Linked DNA regions of Homo sapiens: region 1 is linked to region 2. The links are chromatin loops, found by intact Hi-C in ENCODE. Cell type or tissue: Calu3. All regions are shown on one strand. Region 1 overlaps FBLN5 (fibulin 5). Region 2 overlaps CATSPERB (catsper channel auxiliary subunit beta).

What was found. Peaks named below come from ENCODE experiments on the same cell type or tissue, not always from the same donor. Only the 100,000 strongest peaks of a DNase experiment are listed, where the experiment ranks them.
Region 1: a loop joins it to region 2, with 11 times the contacts of the local background. A loop is called at or near these places in 63 of 110 quality-filtered maps.

What each region holds. Positions count from the first base shown.
Region 1 is chr14:91,908,137-91,916,136 of GRCh38, forward strand. All of the region lies in intron 4 of FBLN5 (fibulin 5), which reads right to left. Among named protein-coding and RNA genes, the nearest start is that of FBLN5, 36 kb to the right of the region's middle. In Calu3, no CTCF peak of the experiment used is centred here; a DNase peak (open chromatin) is centred at 3,605.
Region 2 is chr14:91,646,048-91,654,047 of GRCh38, forward strand. The region is part of intron 15 of CATSPERB (catsper channel auxiliary subunit beta); the gene reads right to left. Among named protein-coding and RNA genes, the nearest start is that of CATSPERB, 82 kb to the right of the region's middle. RefSeq lists an enhancer at 1-500. In Calu3, a CTCF peak has its summit at 4,122; a DNase peak (open chromatin) is centred at 4,054.

The DNA of each region.
Region 1 (8,000 bases), 260 kb after region 2:
ACGCAATGTACTTCACACTTCTCTGCACTCCTCTGCCACAGACTTCCCAGAAGTTGCTGTCTATTGTCACTGCTCTGCCTGCACACCTCCCGTTCTTGACTCCAATCAGGCTTCCTTCTCTTTTATTCCATTAAAGCCTCTCTCATCAAAGTCACCAATGGCCTCCTCAATGACAAATCCAACAATCCTTTCTCATTCCCAGTCTTCATCCTTCACCCCTTCTTAGCAGCATTTGGCACAGTGAACCTCTCTCATCTTCTACAGAGACTTTCTTCATTAGGCTTCTATCACCCTCTCTTGGTTTGGGGACTTCTCAAAGGTTATCCTGGTAGTCAGCATGAATGAGTCAGGATACGAACTCAAGGCCGCCTATTTGAGCCCAGTCTTTTCTTGACCCTCACACCCTGGCTGACCCAGAGCCCTGAAAGGAGGAGACAAGTCAATAAATATTTGCTGAACTAAAAAAATGCTGCTGGGGGCAGAATTTTACATCTGGAAAGAATTTAGAAATCACCTAGTCCAGTGTTTCGCCAAATGTGCCTTGACTGTACATTTGAATCACCTGGGAAGTTCTAAAACATAGGAGCCCATCCCAACCCAGTTAAATCAGAACCCCTGGGAGGAACCCAGAAATTGATTTGAATGTACAGCCAAATTGAGAACTACTGACCTAGCCCAATGGTGTACATAAGAGTGTCTTTGGAGGCTTGTTCTAAAAATATAGAGCTCTTGATTCAGGAGGTCTAGAAAGAGTCCTGGGAATCAGTACTTTTTTTTTTAATTAATTAATTATTTTTTTTGAGATGGAGTCTCACTCGTCGCTCAGGCTGGAGTGAAGTGGCGCAATCTCGGCTCACCGCAAGCTTCACCTCCCGGGTTCACGCCATTCTCCTGCCTCAGCCTCCCGAGTAGCTGGGACTACAGGTGCCCACCACCACGCCCGGCTAATTTTTTGTATTTTTAGTAGAGATGGGGTTTCACCGTGTTAGCCAGGATGGTCTCAATCTCCTGACCTCGTGATCCGCCTGCCTCGGCCTCCCAAAGTGCTGGGATTACAGGTGTGAGCCACCGCGCCCGGCCAGGAATCAGTACTTTTACCAACATCAAGCTGATGCTAGCACAAGTGTTCACACCCACAGAAACACTAGCCTAGCCATAAGACTGTGAGTGATGCGAGGGCAGGAAACACACTTTATCTTTGTAGCCCCTACTCCAAGCACAGTGCCTAATACAGAATATTAATTTAAAACCCAGTCACTCACCTCATAACTGTTAGGATGACTACTGCTATGGTTTGAATGTGTCCCTCAAAGTTCATGTACTGAAATTCAGTTGCCACTGTGACAGTATTAAAAGTGTGGGAAATGCAACTAAAATTCTTAGGTCGATTACAGCTGGAGCTTTTGGGAGGTAAATAAAATTAGATAAAGTCATCAGGATGGGGCCCCCATGATGGAATTGGTGGCTTTCTAAGAAGACAAAGACAGACCCGAGCTGATATTCACACTCTTGCTTTCTGGCCACATGATGCCTTCCACCGTGTTATGACACAGCCAGAAGGCCCACCAGATGCTGGCACCATGCATTAGGACCTCTCAGCCTCCAGAACCATGAGCTAAATAGGCCTCTATTCTTTATAAATTACCTGGTCTGTGGTGTTCAGTTATAGCAACACCAAAGGGACTAAGACAGCTGATATGATTTAAAACAACAATTAAAAACAAAAAACAACAACAAAAAATAGAAAAAAACGTGTTGGTGAGGACGTGGAGAAACTGAACACTTGTGGGAATGTAAAATTGGGTAGCCACTATGGAAAACTGTATGGTGGTTCTCCAAAAATTAAATACAAAATTACCACATGATCCAGCAATATTACTTCTGGATATACGTACAAAATAATTGTAAGCAGGATCTTGAAGTGATACCTATACACCTATGTTCATAGCAGCATTATTCACAATAGCCAGGAGGTGGAAGCAACCCAAATGTCTATTAGCCGTTGAATGAATACCCAAAATGTGGTACATTCACATGAGGGAATATTGTTCAGCCTTAAAAAGGAAGGAAACTCTAGCACGTGCTACAACATGAATGAAGCTTGGGGACAGTATGCTAAGTGAAACACGCCACTCACAAAAAGACAAATACTGTATGAGTCCACTTATATGATATATTTAAAGAGGTCAAATTCATAGAAACAGAAAGTAGAATGGTGGTTATCACGGGCTAGAGAGAAGGGGAAAGAGAGAAAGTTGCTTAATAGATACGGAGTTTTTGTTTGGCAAGATGAAAAAGTTCTGCGGCACAACAATGTAAATACACTTCACACTACCGCGCTGTGCACTTGAAAACGGTCAAGATAATACATTTCTTGTTACGCATTTTTACTACAATAAAAAAGTGAATATCTGTAAATCAAAACATATTTCTTCATTGATTGCATTCTAAGTTCTATAAACTGTTCCCACTGAAAGAAATAATCGATCTGTGATCAAAAACAAAACCCCATAAAGAAAAGTCCAGCAGCCATCCTGTGCTCCTGAGAAACTTAACTCCACCCCAACAGCCCACATCTCTTCTGTAACCCCATCTCCACAGAGGAATTAAAATTCAAGCATCACGGAATCAGGGTAGAGTGCTGGGGAGAAAGGGATGGCGGGGAGAAAGATGAAGGTAGAGAAGGGGAGGCAGGGAAGGAAAGAAGCAGGAACAAAGAGGTCTGGACTATGACGTGGGCATCTTGAGCCTCTAGTAACTCGATTCAAAGGACAACACAGGCAAGTGGGAACACCAGCTTTGGGGTCGGATCTGGTTCAAATTCTGCTGCCCTCATTTTTTTAGCTTTGTAATTTTTTTTTTTTTAATACAGAGTCTCACTCTGTCACCCAGGCTGGAGTGCAGCGGCACGATCTCAGCTCACTGCAACCTCCACCTCCTGGGTTCAAGTGATTCTCCCGCCTCAGCTTCCCAAGTGGCTGAGAATACAGGTGCATGCCACCATGCCCAGCTAATTTTTGTATTTTTAGTAGAGACGGGCTTTTCACCAGGTTGGCCAGGCTGGTCACAAACTCCAGACCTCCAGTGATCCGCCCACCTCAGCCTCCCAAAGTGCTGGGATTACAGGCGTGAGCCACCACGCCTGGCCAGCTTTGTAATTTTAAACAAGTTTTTTGGTTGGTTGTTTACTTGCCCCTAAAAACCTTCGTTTCCTCGTTTGTGAAAGGAGTTGATAATGATGGTAGTTAATTCATGGGGTTTTGTGAGAATCACACATAACTAAAGCTCTTTACACAGTACCAGGCACAGAATTGGCCCTCAGTCAAGACTGGCAATAGCTTCATCTCAAGAAGTAGGAGGAGGAAGAAGAGGAAGAGAAGGGAGTGTGAGGGCGGGGAGCCCACCTCCTAAAAGAAAAAATAAAGAAGGAACTGAAAGTCAGGTTCTAGTCCGGAACCTTCCACTAGCTCCGCAGTGGCCTTCCAGCAAGTCTTTCTCAGCTCGTTTGAGAAAATAAGGCCTCTGAGGTCTCTTCTATCTGGAAAGGTTGGTGAATCCAAATGCTCTGGGGCCCAGTTGAGCTCCCTGCCCTCACTACTCACTGCCTAAACCTCTTACCTCTGCAGGGCTAAGGAGGCCCTCTGGAGGATGCAAAAGGAAAAGACGGAAAAAAAAAAAAAACGGCTGGGAGATGCCCACGCTGTGCCTCGGCACACAAAATGAGGGCATGACCTTGTAGACCTATTAGCAAGTAGGAAGAAAACTTGCTAAGAGGGTAACCTGAAAGCGGAAGACCTCCTCATCTGATGTTACTTTAAAAAGCATTTAGGAGCACAATTATTTATTTTCCAGTTTGTCTCATGTCATATGAATATTACACTGTGCATCATTGTTACATTGTATACATATTAGTTTAATGCACAAACATTGTTATAAATGTTGTTGTACTATCTAAATGTTATAATGTATAAACACTGCCATATTTCCTGAGATTTGCTCTAAAATAAGGAAGTTCTAACATTTCCCTTTGGACCTCTTTCAAGACTTTTTAAGTAGGCATCTTCAAAAGGCCCTTCGGGGCTGGGTATGGTGACTCATGCCTGTAATCCCAACACTTTGGAAGGTTAAGGTGTGAGGATCACGTGAGGCCAGGAGTTAGAGACCAGCCTGAGCAACATAGCGAGACCCTGTCTCTACAAAAAATAAAAAATAGAAAAATTAGCTGGGCAGGACGTGGTGGCCCACACCTGTAATCCTAGCATTTATGGGAGACCGAGGTGGGCAGATCACTTGAGGTCAGGAGTTCAAGACCAGCCTGGCCAACGTGGTGAAACCCTGTATCTACTAAAAATACAAAAATTAGCCAGGCGTGGTGGCACACACCTGTAATCTCAGCTACTTGGGAGGCTGAGGCAGGAGAATCAATTGAACCCAGGAGGCGGAGGTTGCAGTGAGTCGAGATTGTGCCACTGCACTCCAGCCTGGGTGACAGAGCTAGACGATATCTCAAAGAAAAGAAAAAAATTAGCTGGGCATAGTGGTGTGCACCCGTGGTCCCAGCTACTCGGGAGGCTAAGGTTGGAGGATCGCTTGAGCCCGGGAAATCGAGGCTGCCATGAGCCATGTTTGTACCATTGCACTCCAGCCTGGGTGACAGAGTGAGACTCTGACTCAAAAAAAAAAAAAAAAAGCAGTTCTTAGGGGCTCAGGAAAAGACTGAGACACTTTTCTTCTTTAATATGCTAAAGAGGTTGTTGATCCAAAAAGCAGAAAATGTACTCATCAAAATAAGAGCTGTTCACTCATCCATCCATTCATCCATTCATTCATTTAACCAATATGTATTAACCAATGTGTATTAACTCAATATGTACTCCATATTGAGTAGTGCAGAATGGATTCGTATTTTTCATTATTTGTCTTCAAACGCCCTTTTACAAGTATAATTCAATCACAAGTTTTTATCTACCTCTATTCCCTTAGGGAAGTCTAAGGTGTTACTACCCTGTCATTATAAGTGATAAAAATGAGGTGGAGATGGTTCGTGTACAGAACAAAAAATACACATCACGAACCCAACCAGCCCCTCCACTAACTAGCTTTATGTCCATTTCCCCATTTTTAAAATGGGAATATCATGCCTGAATATTTTGGAGGATTCAATGAGATAAGAGATTCCACTAGAGGAAATGCCACCTAAAATGTATTAATAGAGCCTATTACTATTAAAGAAGAAATGCATTTCTCTGGGTCATATAAGAAATAAGAGGGAGAACCGTTACCTAAATCTATTATGTATGAGACTGGGTGTGATGGTCTCACACTGCCAGTTTTACTATCCTCTCACTCACCCACTCAGTGCCTGTTTTCCAGGCCAAAGGAGGAAAGGAGTGAGCAGCATAGAAGACAATTTTGAGGGGCCATTATATTTCCAGTGCCCATTTGTGGAGTTATTTTGGAATATCAAGTAGCTGGAAGGATTGGACAATTTGAGCAGAGATAATTCTTCTAACGCCTGGTCAATAGATGTTCACTCAACTATCATTCAATTATATCAGCAAATACTTACTAAATGACATCTACATTCTTGGCATTGTGCTAGGCATTGTGGATACCAAAGTGAATAAATCATGAAGACCCTATGTCCTGATGACAACGCAATTAAGTTATAAATCAATAACAAAAAGATAATTTAAATCCCCATAAATGTGTAACATTCAGAAACTCACCACTAAATAAATCATGGATAACAAGAAGTGATTACAGGGAAAATTAAAAATTCTTACAACTTAATAGCAATAAATACCATACATCCAAACTTATAGGTCACACCAAAAAATATGTAGTCTTAAGTGCTGACTTAATGAAAGAAGAAAGGCTTACAGTTAATGAGCTAAGCAACCAGCTTAAGAAATTAGAAAAGGGGCCATGCACAGTTGCTCATATCTGTAATCCTAGCACTTTGGGAGGCCAAGGCAGGCAGATCACTTGAGCTCAAGAGTTCGAGACCAGCCTGAGAAACATGGCGAGGCCCTGCCTCTACATAAAATACAAATATTAGCTGGGCGCAGTAGCTCATGCCTGTAATCCCAGCACTTTGGGAGGCCGAGGCAGGCAGATCACGAGGTCAGGAGATCGAGACCATCCTGGCTAACACAGTGAAACCCTGTCTCTACAAAAATACAAAAAAATTTAGCCGAGCGTGGTGGCAGGCGCCTGTAGTCCCAGCTACTCAGGAGGCTGAGGCAGGAGAATGGCATGAACCCAGGAGGCGGAGCTTGCAGTGAGCCGAGATCATGCCACTGCACTCCAGCCTGGGCGACAGAGTGAGACTCTGTCTCAAAAAAAAAAAAAAAAAAAAAAAACAACAAATATTAGCTGGGCAGTATAGTACATACCTGTGGTCCCAGATACTTGAGGCCCAGGAGATCAAAGCTGCAGTGAACCATGATCATGCCACTGCATACAGCCTAGGCAACAGAATGAGACTCTCGAAAAAATAAAAAAAGAAAAAAATTTAAACAGAAACAAATCCAAAACATAGAAAGAAAAGAATAAAAAACAGGAATTGATGAAATAAAAGCAAAAGGAAAAGAAAGAGATCGGGGAGAGCAACAAAGCAAAATATTTCTTTTTGAAAACAGCAAACTGATATGACTCTGGCAATATCTGTGTGGTTTTTTTTTTTGTTTTGTTTTGTTTTGTTTTGTTTTTTGTTTTTTAATTAAAGAATTAACACAAGGCTGGGTGCAGTGACTCACACCTGTAATCCCAGCACTTTGGGAGGCTGAGGCAGGCAGATCATCTGAGGTCAGGAGTTTAAGACCAGCCTGACCAACATGGTGAAACCCCATCTCTACTAAAAATTCAAAAATTAGCTGGGTGTGGTGGCGAGCACCTGTAATCCCAGCTACTTAGGAGGCTGAGGCAGGAGAATCACTTGAACCCAGGGAGTGGAGGTTGCAGTGAGCCAAGATCGCACCACTGCACTCCAGCCTGGGCAACAGAGCAAGTTTCTGTCTAAAAAAATAAAAAATAATAAAAAAAAAAGAGTTAGCACAATATTGGGAATGAAAATACAACAGAACTACAAAGTCAGCAAAGATCAAATAGATAACACAAAGAATGGTAAGAAAAAGCTTATGCAAATGAAGCTAAAAACTTATTAAGTAGACAAGTTCTTAGAAAAAGGTAACTATGTAAAACTGACTTAAGAAGAAACAGAAAGTGCAAACAGTCCCCTAACTTTAAGAAATTATATCGTAGCGGCCAAGCACGGTGGCTCACGCCTGTAATCCCAGCACTTTGGGAGGCCAAGGCGGGTGGATCACGAGGTCAGGAGATCGAGACTATCCTGGCTAATATGGTGAAACCCCGTCTCTATTAAAAATACAAAAAAATTAGCCCAGGCGTGGTGGTGGGCACCTGTAGTCCCAGCTACTCAGGAGGCTGAGGCAGGAGAATGGCATGAACCCGGGAGGCGGAGGTTGCAGTGAGCCGATATCACGCCACTGCACTCCAGCCTGGGCGACAGAGCAAGACTCCATCTCAAAAAAAAAAAAAAAAAAAAAAAAAGAAATCATATCAGTAGCTAAAAATCTTCCCACTCACACACCCAAAAATACCAAATCTCAATGATCTTATAGGCAAATTCAAATAAACTTTCCATGAATTGAATTTGAATAAAATTTCCATGAATGACCTAAGGTTAGACCATTCTAACTTTCCAGAGAATAGAAAAGGAACAATATCTCACTCTATCAAGCTTATATGTGGACACCAAAACTAGTAAGAGTAATATTAAAAAAGAAATGTGGCAGGTCATTCTACTTTATAGACATTAATGACAAAAATCCTAAATAAAATGTTAGCCAAACAAATCCAGCAGTATATTGTAAACAAATCATACTATAACATGACCAAAGATAATGATGGTTACATATGGTAAAAATCTACCATTCTTTGCCTTTTATTTTTTGTTGTTCCTAAGGGCAGGATAA
Region 2 (8,000 bases):
GCCTCGCCCTACTTCGGCTCGCGCACGGTGCGCGCACCAACTGGCCTGCGCCCACTGTCTGGCACTCCCTAGTGAGATGAACCCGGTACCTCAGATGGAAATGCAGAAATCACCCGTCTTCTGTGTCGCTCACGCTGGGAGCTGTAGACCGGAGCTGTTCCTATTCGGCCATCTTGGCTCCTCCCCTCAATGTCATTCTTAATTCCTCTCTCTCATACCCTGCATCGAATCCATCAGAAATCCTATTGACTCTAGCCTCATGATATATGTAGACTCCATCCACTTCTCACCTCTGTCACCACTATCACCCTGTACAAGCCACTGTCATCTCTCTTGTGCCTCCGAATTGGTCTCTGTGATTCTGCCCATAGCTCCCTTCAGTCTGTTCTCAAAAAAGCATCCAAAGTAACACTTTCAAAATGTTAAGTCACTTCATCCACTCTCCTCATCAAAACTCTCCATGGCTTCAACCTCTCTCTCAGTAAGAGTCAAAATCCTTGCAATGCCCTCCAAGGGCCACCGTGGTATGAATTCCAGTCCCTCTCTGACCTTATCTCCTATGACTTTCTGCAATGCTTACTCTGCTTCAGCTACACGAGCCTGAGGTTGTCTATCTCCACAATTAGATAATCTGTTACAGGAATAGCTGGGCTCCTTCCTCTCCAATCTCACACTTTTAATATATTGTTCTTGCCTGTCTAGACTAATTCAGCCCTCCAATACAATGATGAATAGAGGCAGTGGTAGATGACATAGCAAAAGCTTTTGGTGTGTTATTAGAAAATATGATTGGATATTTGCTATAGCTTCTTTCCCCCCTAGATACTCTTAATCAAGAAGTTACATTCTATTCATGCTTTAATAAATGTTTGTTTAAAAAATCATGAATGGCTGGGAGCAGTGGCTCATGCCTGCAATCCCAACACTTTGGGAGGCTGAGGCGGGCAGATCACCTAAGGTCAGGAGGTGGACACCAGCCTGGCCAACATGGTGAAACCTCATCTCTACTAAAAATACAAAAATTAGCTGGGTGTGGTGGTGGGCACCTGTAATCCCAGACAATGCAAATCAGGGCTGCAAATCTCACAGGGGCCTTCCAATGGCCATAACCTCTCAGACAGGTTTTTTTCTCTCTTTTTCTTTTCCTACTCACTTAACAAGACGACTTTGTTGTATTCCTTGGGGATATGTGTGAGTGTGTATGGATTTACCTCTGATTAATCTTTATCGTAAGGGTAGAGCCCTCAGGGGTTCTGGTGTATGGTGGGGCACACCATCTATATTCTCACTACCTGGGTAGACTCAGGGCCATAACTCTTCATTAGTCCACCAAATTCAAAGTCTAAGTTTGCAGGAATTTGTAAATCTCTTCAGGTCAAAAGGACTTTGGTACTGTGTGCCCTCTTTACCTCTCCAAGTATATTAGCCTGTTTGCATGCTGCTAATAAAGACATACCTGAGACTGGGTAATTTATAAAGGAAAGAGATTTAATTGACTCACAGTTCCACATGGCTGGGGGAGGCCTTACAATCATGGCTGAAAGCAAATGAGGAGCAAAGTCACATCTTACATGGTAGCAGGCAAGAGAGCTTATGCAGGGGAACTCCTTTTATAAAACCATCAGATCTTGTGAGACTTATTCACTATCACCAGAACAGCACGGGAAAGGCCTGCCCCCATGATTAAATTACCTCCTACCAGGTACCTCCCACAACACATGGGGATTATGGGAGCTACAATTCAAGGTGAGATTTAGTTGGGGACACAGCCAAACCATATCACCAAGGTTTTGTTTTCCCTTAGAGTTTGGCCTGGTTGTTTCTATTAGCTTTTCAGGTTATCAATTTAAAAAATAATTTATCTAAGTATTTTGTTAAATTATTCTCAGCAGCAAACTGAAGCCACAATTGGAAATGGAAGTCCCTTGGATACTGTGTTCTACGGATGATGTTCATCATATCATTACTCATCCAGTTGCCCTATGTGTAACTCTTGACTATACACACTTCCTCCTATTTCACAGCCAATCCTTCACAAACTCCCACTGGTTTCATTCATAATTTGCCACTGTTTTCTTCATACTTGTGGCCACTTTTCTAATCCAGACCCTCATCATCACATTTCAGCTTTTAAAATAGCCTCTTATCAACATATCACTTGGCCAAAAATCTTACATTTTCCAGTATATTCCCCATATGATCTTTCTAAAATACAAATATGATTATGTTAATAATCTTTTAATGGCATGATGAAATTCTTTAGCTTGACTCAAATGGAAAACTGGGTTCAGTTTACCTGCTTGGTCTTATCATCAATAAGTCATCCCTAGGAAATTTAGCTATAGTATACTACATGTGCCCTATATTTCAACACAACATCTTAATTCCTCTACATGGAATGTTCCCTTATAGTCTTATCTTGATCTTCATGTATTAAAGATTTAACACTGTCAATTTCAAATGTATTCTACTTTGGCACTTCAGTTGATTCCTTCTCATGTTCCTTATAGTTCATTTTTGTATATTTACATATCTTGTATTCTTTTAGAGCATTGACTCAATATGATATATTTGTACTATTTATATTTTATCACAGAAAGAACTTTGTTTATTGAATACTTTCAGCCTAAAATTCCTGCTCTGTGTGAATATGAACATTACTGCCTCTGCTTTCTCTCCCAGTGTGTTTCACATACTTGTTCAAATCTTTATTTATATTTTTTTCTCTCCACTTTAGCTTTAAGTTTTTCACTCCTGGCAATATATTTCAAGATTTTAAAATCCAAAATAAGACTCTGTCTTTAATGGAGAAATGTAGATTACCTCGGATATCTGCTCATTCCCTCATCTGCTTCAAGGCCGCTCACCCAGACCACAATACATGCTACACCACACAACGCAACACACACTTCACCTGGCACTTCCCATTCACCTATCTTGCTTTTTTTTTTTTTCCTGTGTAGCATTTATCTTACATACAGCCTATTTTGGTTTATTTGTTAATTATCAGTGTCTTCTGACAAGTGTGTAAGTTCCACAGGAAAAGAGACTGCTGTACCCTTAGTGATTGGAACAGTACCTGGCATATACGAGGTACTCAATAAATGCTGCTGAATAAATGAACATTTATGGTGATAACTGTAGACCAGCTCTACTTTTGGTTATTCTATTTTATGCTTTGTACATTTTCTGCTATGTCTTTTCTCTCTTTCATGTCTATTTTTATGGGTTATTCTGTTTCCTTTGCTTTAATACATATACACAAACTTAAATGTATACATATATGTGTGTGTGTGTGTGTGTGTGTGTGTGTGTAGAGATTGTTGCCCCGGCTGGTCTTGAACTCCTGCGCTCAAGTGATGCTCCCGCCTTGGCCTCCCAAAGTTCTGGAATTACAAGCATGAGCCACCACATCTAGCCTTCTTTTGCTTTTTAAGACTTGTATTGTACACACTTTTTTTTTTTTTTGAGACAGAGTTTTGCCTGTCACCCAGGCTGGAGTGCAGTGGCACGAACTTGGCTCACTGTAACCTCCACCTCCTGGGTTCAAGCGATTCTCCTGCCTCAGCCTCCCAAGTAGCTGGGATTACAGACGCCCGCCAGCATGCACATTTAAAAAAATTCCATGAATGATCACAATAAAGGATTCCAAAAAAATTCCTAACTCCATGTAAAGTTATACTCAGATAAAGAGATAGTATTTTGGATTGCCTTTTAGGGATGGCAAAACCTTGGCTTTTTAGTTTTAACTTTTTGTTATTCCTCTTGTCTTTTAAATTCTTGATTATTTTATCATGTGGTTCTGAGAGACTCTCACTGTGTTTTTATTTTTTGTGTCAATAATATTTATAATTATTTCCTCTGAATCACATGTAGTCAGGCTTTTTCTTATGCTCCCGTGAGCTTTTCAGTAGCAAAACTTTGCTGTTGTAATTGCTAAGGTTCAATATGCCATATTTTGTGGATAAATATGGCAAGAAATGCATGTTTCACATGTTAACAGCTTGGGAATTGAGACACGTCTTATAATTGATGTGTCTTACAATCATTGTCAGCCAGAGGGCACTGAAACCATAGTGGTCAATTGCCTACCCATGCATGTACTTTGTCTCAGTTATTTATAACTTTATAAATATTTATAAATCAGTTATTTATAACTTTTATAAAGTGTCATCACTTTAACTGAGCTTCCTAGATCATTGGTGCAATACATGTTGAGTTTTATTGCTGCTTAAAATGCTTTCAAACAAAGTTATTGTGTGTGCAGAGAAGAAAATAAAGCAATAGGACATATGTTTATCAGTAAAACCAGTGTCACGGAAGGAATCACCATAATTTGTTGTAGAAGAATTCTATGTTTTTCTTTTAGAAAATGAATACGAATATGAATAATGAGTTGAGTTGGTTCCAAATTCTTAGGTGAAACTAATTTTTTTGGAGGTTCTATATTAGAATATGCAACAGGCATTGTTGCAGCAGAAGAATCCAAGGCTGGCTTGATTTTTGTTTCTTTAAAATTGACTTACATTTCCCATTTCGAAGAGTGTTTCTGCTTTTAGTGTTGGTTTGTTTTGCTTTTAGTTAAAAAAATTAATGTCATTATTGATTTTGGTTTCCTCTGTTCTTTCTGTTTTTTGTATTTATCCATCCATCCATCCATCCACCCACCCATTTCTATCAGAGGGCTATACTATGCCAGAAACTGTAGATAAAAGAGAGAAACATACAGCCACAATTTTTGTTCATCACTAGAAATCCCTACAATTTTGCAGTTCCTGAATCTTTAGCATCTATATTTATTATTTTAGATTTTCTCCACTTATTTGTTCATTTTACATCTGGGTATGTTTCTATAGTTTATATTTATAATTTTTAATATTCTATAATTTTTATTGACAATTTAGTTTTCTTAGGTGTTATTTTTACTGTTTCCAACATTATCTTGCTAGGTCTATTTTGGTTTTTATTTCACAATATGTGCTGTTTATTCTCTATTTGGCCATTCCTCCAGATCCACTCTCAGACTTTCTCTTTCCTGTTTGGTGCAATGGAAGACTGATTTCTATGAATTGCAATCTTTGTGCTGTTTCCAGTTGACTCCTGATTGGGCTTGGCAAATGAAATGCAGCAGCAGGAGTTAAGAAAGGAGAAGGAGACAGAAGTTAAGGTAGTTTTCATCCTCTTTCTTCTTGCTTTGGTGGTGTGGTTTTGTGGTGGCTGTGAGCTTCCTAGATTACACCTCTTAAAGGGTGGTCCCTACTCCATTCCAGCTTTGACTGGGCTTTAGTAATGCCATCTATCTATCTTATCCCCCCTCTAAGCAAAGAGACTGTAACATCTTTCTTCCATTGCTAGTCTCTGGATATTTTACTATCACTGTTGCTCCCTTTAACTATGTCTGCCCTCTGCAAATAGTCCCCTTGTAAAGCTTCTTCAGGTAAAACACCTGAGAGGAATTACGTTTCCTGCATGGTCCAAAACTGATATAGTGTTTTTACCTACAGTGTCCCTAAGGCATAGAATATAGTGGTGGGATTCTGGGACTGAGTTGCTTACACACTTAATGAGTGAACAGATGACCACTTATGCCTGGCAAACCATAGCAAGCAAGGGCTTCACAATTACTCAAATTATCTCTGTGGCGAGTGTGGGATGCAGTGTCTGTGGAGGGCAAGACTTGAGGTGGTCCATTGGAGTAGCTGCAGTTGATTACAGTGACAACCATAATTTTTACAAAGATTGTGGGGTGGCATGACTTCTATGGATATATTGGAGAGCTTACAAAAGCAGAAAGAAAAGCTTGGGATGAATATTCAATTCAAGGCCAGAGTAGAGGCTCTGGTAGTCATACAGGGAAAAAAATGAACCTCACTTCATGACATATACAAAATTAGAGATTTTACTTTGATCTGTATATAAAATCTAAAACAACCAATTTCCAGAAAACAGGAGAATATCTTCATAGCTTTGGGATAGGCAAAGAATTCTTAAATAGAATACAAGAAGTAAAAAGTGCTAACCATAAAAGGAAAGATTGGTCAATTGAGCTTTCAAAAATTAATAATTTTTGTTCAAAAGATACCATGAAGAAGATAAATAAGACAAGCCACTAATTACAAGAAGATATTTCCAAGACATATTTCTAACAAAAAATCATATCCGTAATACATTAAAATCTTATAGAAATCAGTAAGAAAAGTAACTCAAATCAAAACTTCATTCAAAAAAGACTTGAAAAGAATTTACAAAAAAGGATATAAAAATGAACACATGAAAATATACTTAACATTATTACTCATGCAAACTAAATCTTCAGTGAAATACCATTAGGCTGGGCACAGTGGCTCATGCCTGTAATCCCAACATTTTGGGAGGCCTACATGGGCAGATCATTTGAGGTCAGGAGTTTGAGACCAGCCTGGCCAACAAGGTGAAACCCTGTCTCTACTAACAATACAAAAAAAAAAAAAAAAATTAGCTGGGCATGGTGGCGGGTATCTGTAATCCCAGCTACTCGGGAGGCTGAGGCAGGAGAATCGCTTGAACCCGGGAGGCGGAGGTTGCAGTGAGCTGAGATCATACCACTGCACCCCAGTCTGAGCAACAGAGCAAGACTCTGTCTCAAAAAAAAAAAAAAAAAAAAAAAAAAAAAAAAAAAGAAATGCAGCAAGAGGCAAGAGGGAGCTTTCTGGAATACTGGAAACGTTCAACATTGTGCTCCTAACAATATTCACAATTACTTTCATTTATTTCACAATCATATAAAGTCTGATCACCAGAATCTTAGGTTGACACAGCTGCTGTCTCAACACATGATTCAGACATACAAACCACATGGATTAATCTTGATACTGACATAAGTTAAACAAAAGCTTTATTGACAGAATAGAGAATAAATAAACTGAGTGGTGAAGATCTGGAGAAATAGCATCAGGATTTTGTGGTCTGTCCTTATTCTCAAACAAGGAAGGACCAATAGAGGAGATTGTATAACTGTAAAACTGCTTTTGCTGGTGAACATCAAGGACAAAATATTGAGGCCTGCAAAACCATGCTTTTTGAAGTTATATCAGAAACTTCGTCATTTAAAATCGTATCAGAGACTGAAGATCAGAAGAAACTGGAGATCAGAAGAAATTTTAAACTATACAATAAAAAATGCTGTGTGTTAAAAACAACAAACAAAAAAACACAGCCTCTGTCTTGTCTTGGTGACAGTGTTTTTCTAATTTCTGTTAGACCTAATAAGATATCTCCAAGTCTACCTCAATCTCAAAAGTTACCCAATAATCTATAATAGTTCATTGTTGAGGCAATATTGAGAGAAGGAAGGTAAATCAACAAAATCCTGAAGGCTCTCGGTTATACCCTTCTAACAAGTAAGAAGGTGTATTGGTCCCTTTTCATGCTGCTGATCAAGACATGCCCGAGACTGGGCAATTTACAAAAGAAAGACATTTAATTAGACTTACAGTTCCACATGGCTGGGGAAGATCTCACAATCATGGCAGAGGGTGGAAGGCACTTCTTACATGGTTGCAGCAAGAGAGAAATGAGGAGGAAGCAAAAGCGGAAACCCCTTATAAACCCATAAGATCTTGTGAGACTTATTCACTATCATGAGAATAGCACAGGAAAAACCAGCCCCCATGATTTGATTACCTCCCCCTGGGTCCCTCCCACATGTGGGAATTCTGGGAGATACAACTCAAGTTGAGATTTGGGTTGGGACACAGCCAAACCATATAAGAAGGTGACAGTGGATGAGAAGATATCAAAAGGAAAAGTAAAGGGAAAAATCAAGCCCTCATAAGTGAAGCCAGGTTTACCACTTTCCAAGGCACTTTACTGAGTTGAGAAAATGGGTCCAAGTCCTATCTAAATGAGGTGAAGCAGATGGGTCTCAAGAATAATTCACCTACACTATGTTAGAGCAAATAGAAGATCTGACCAGTGCTGCACCTTTAATGATGAACTTGATGGAAACAGGAAGAGTGGGA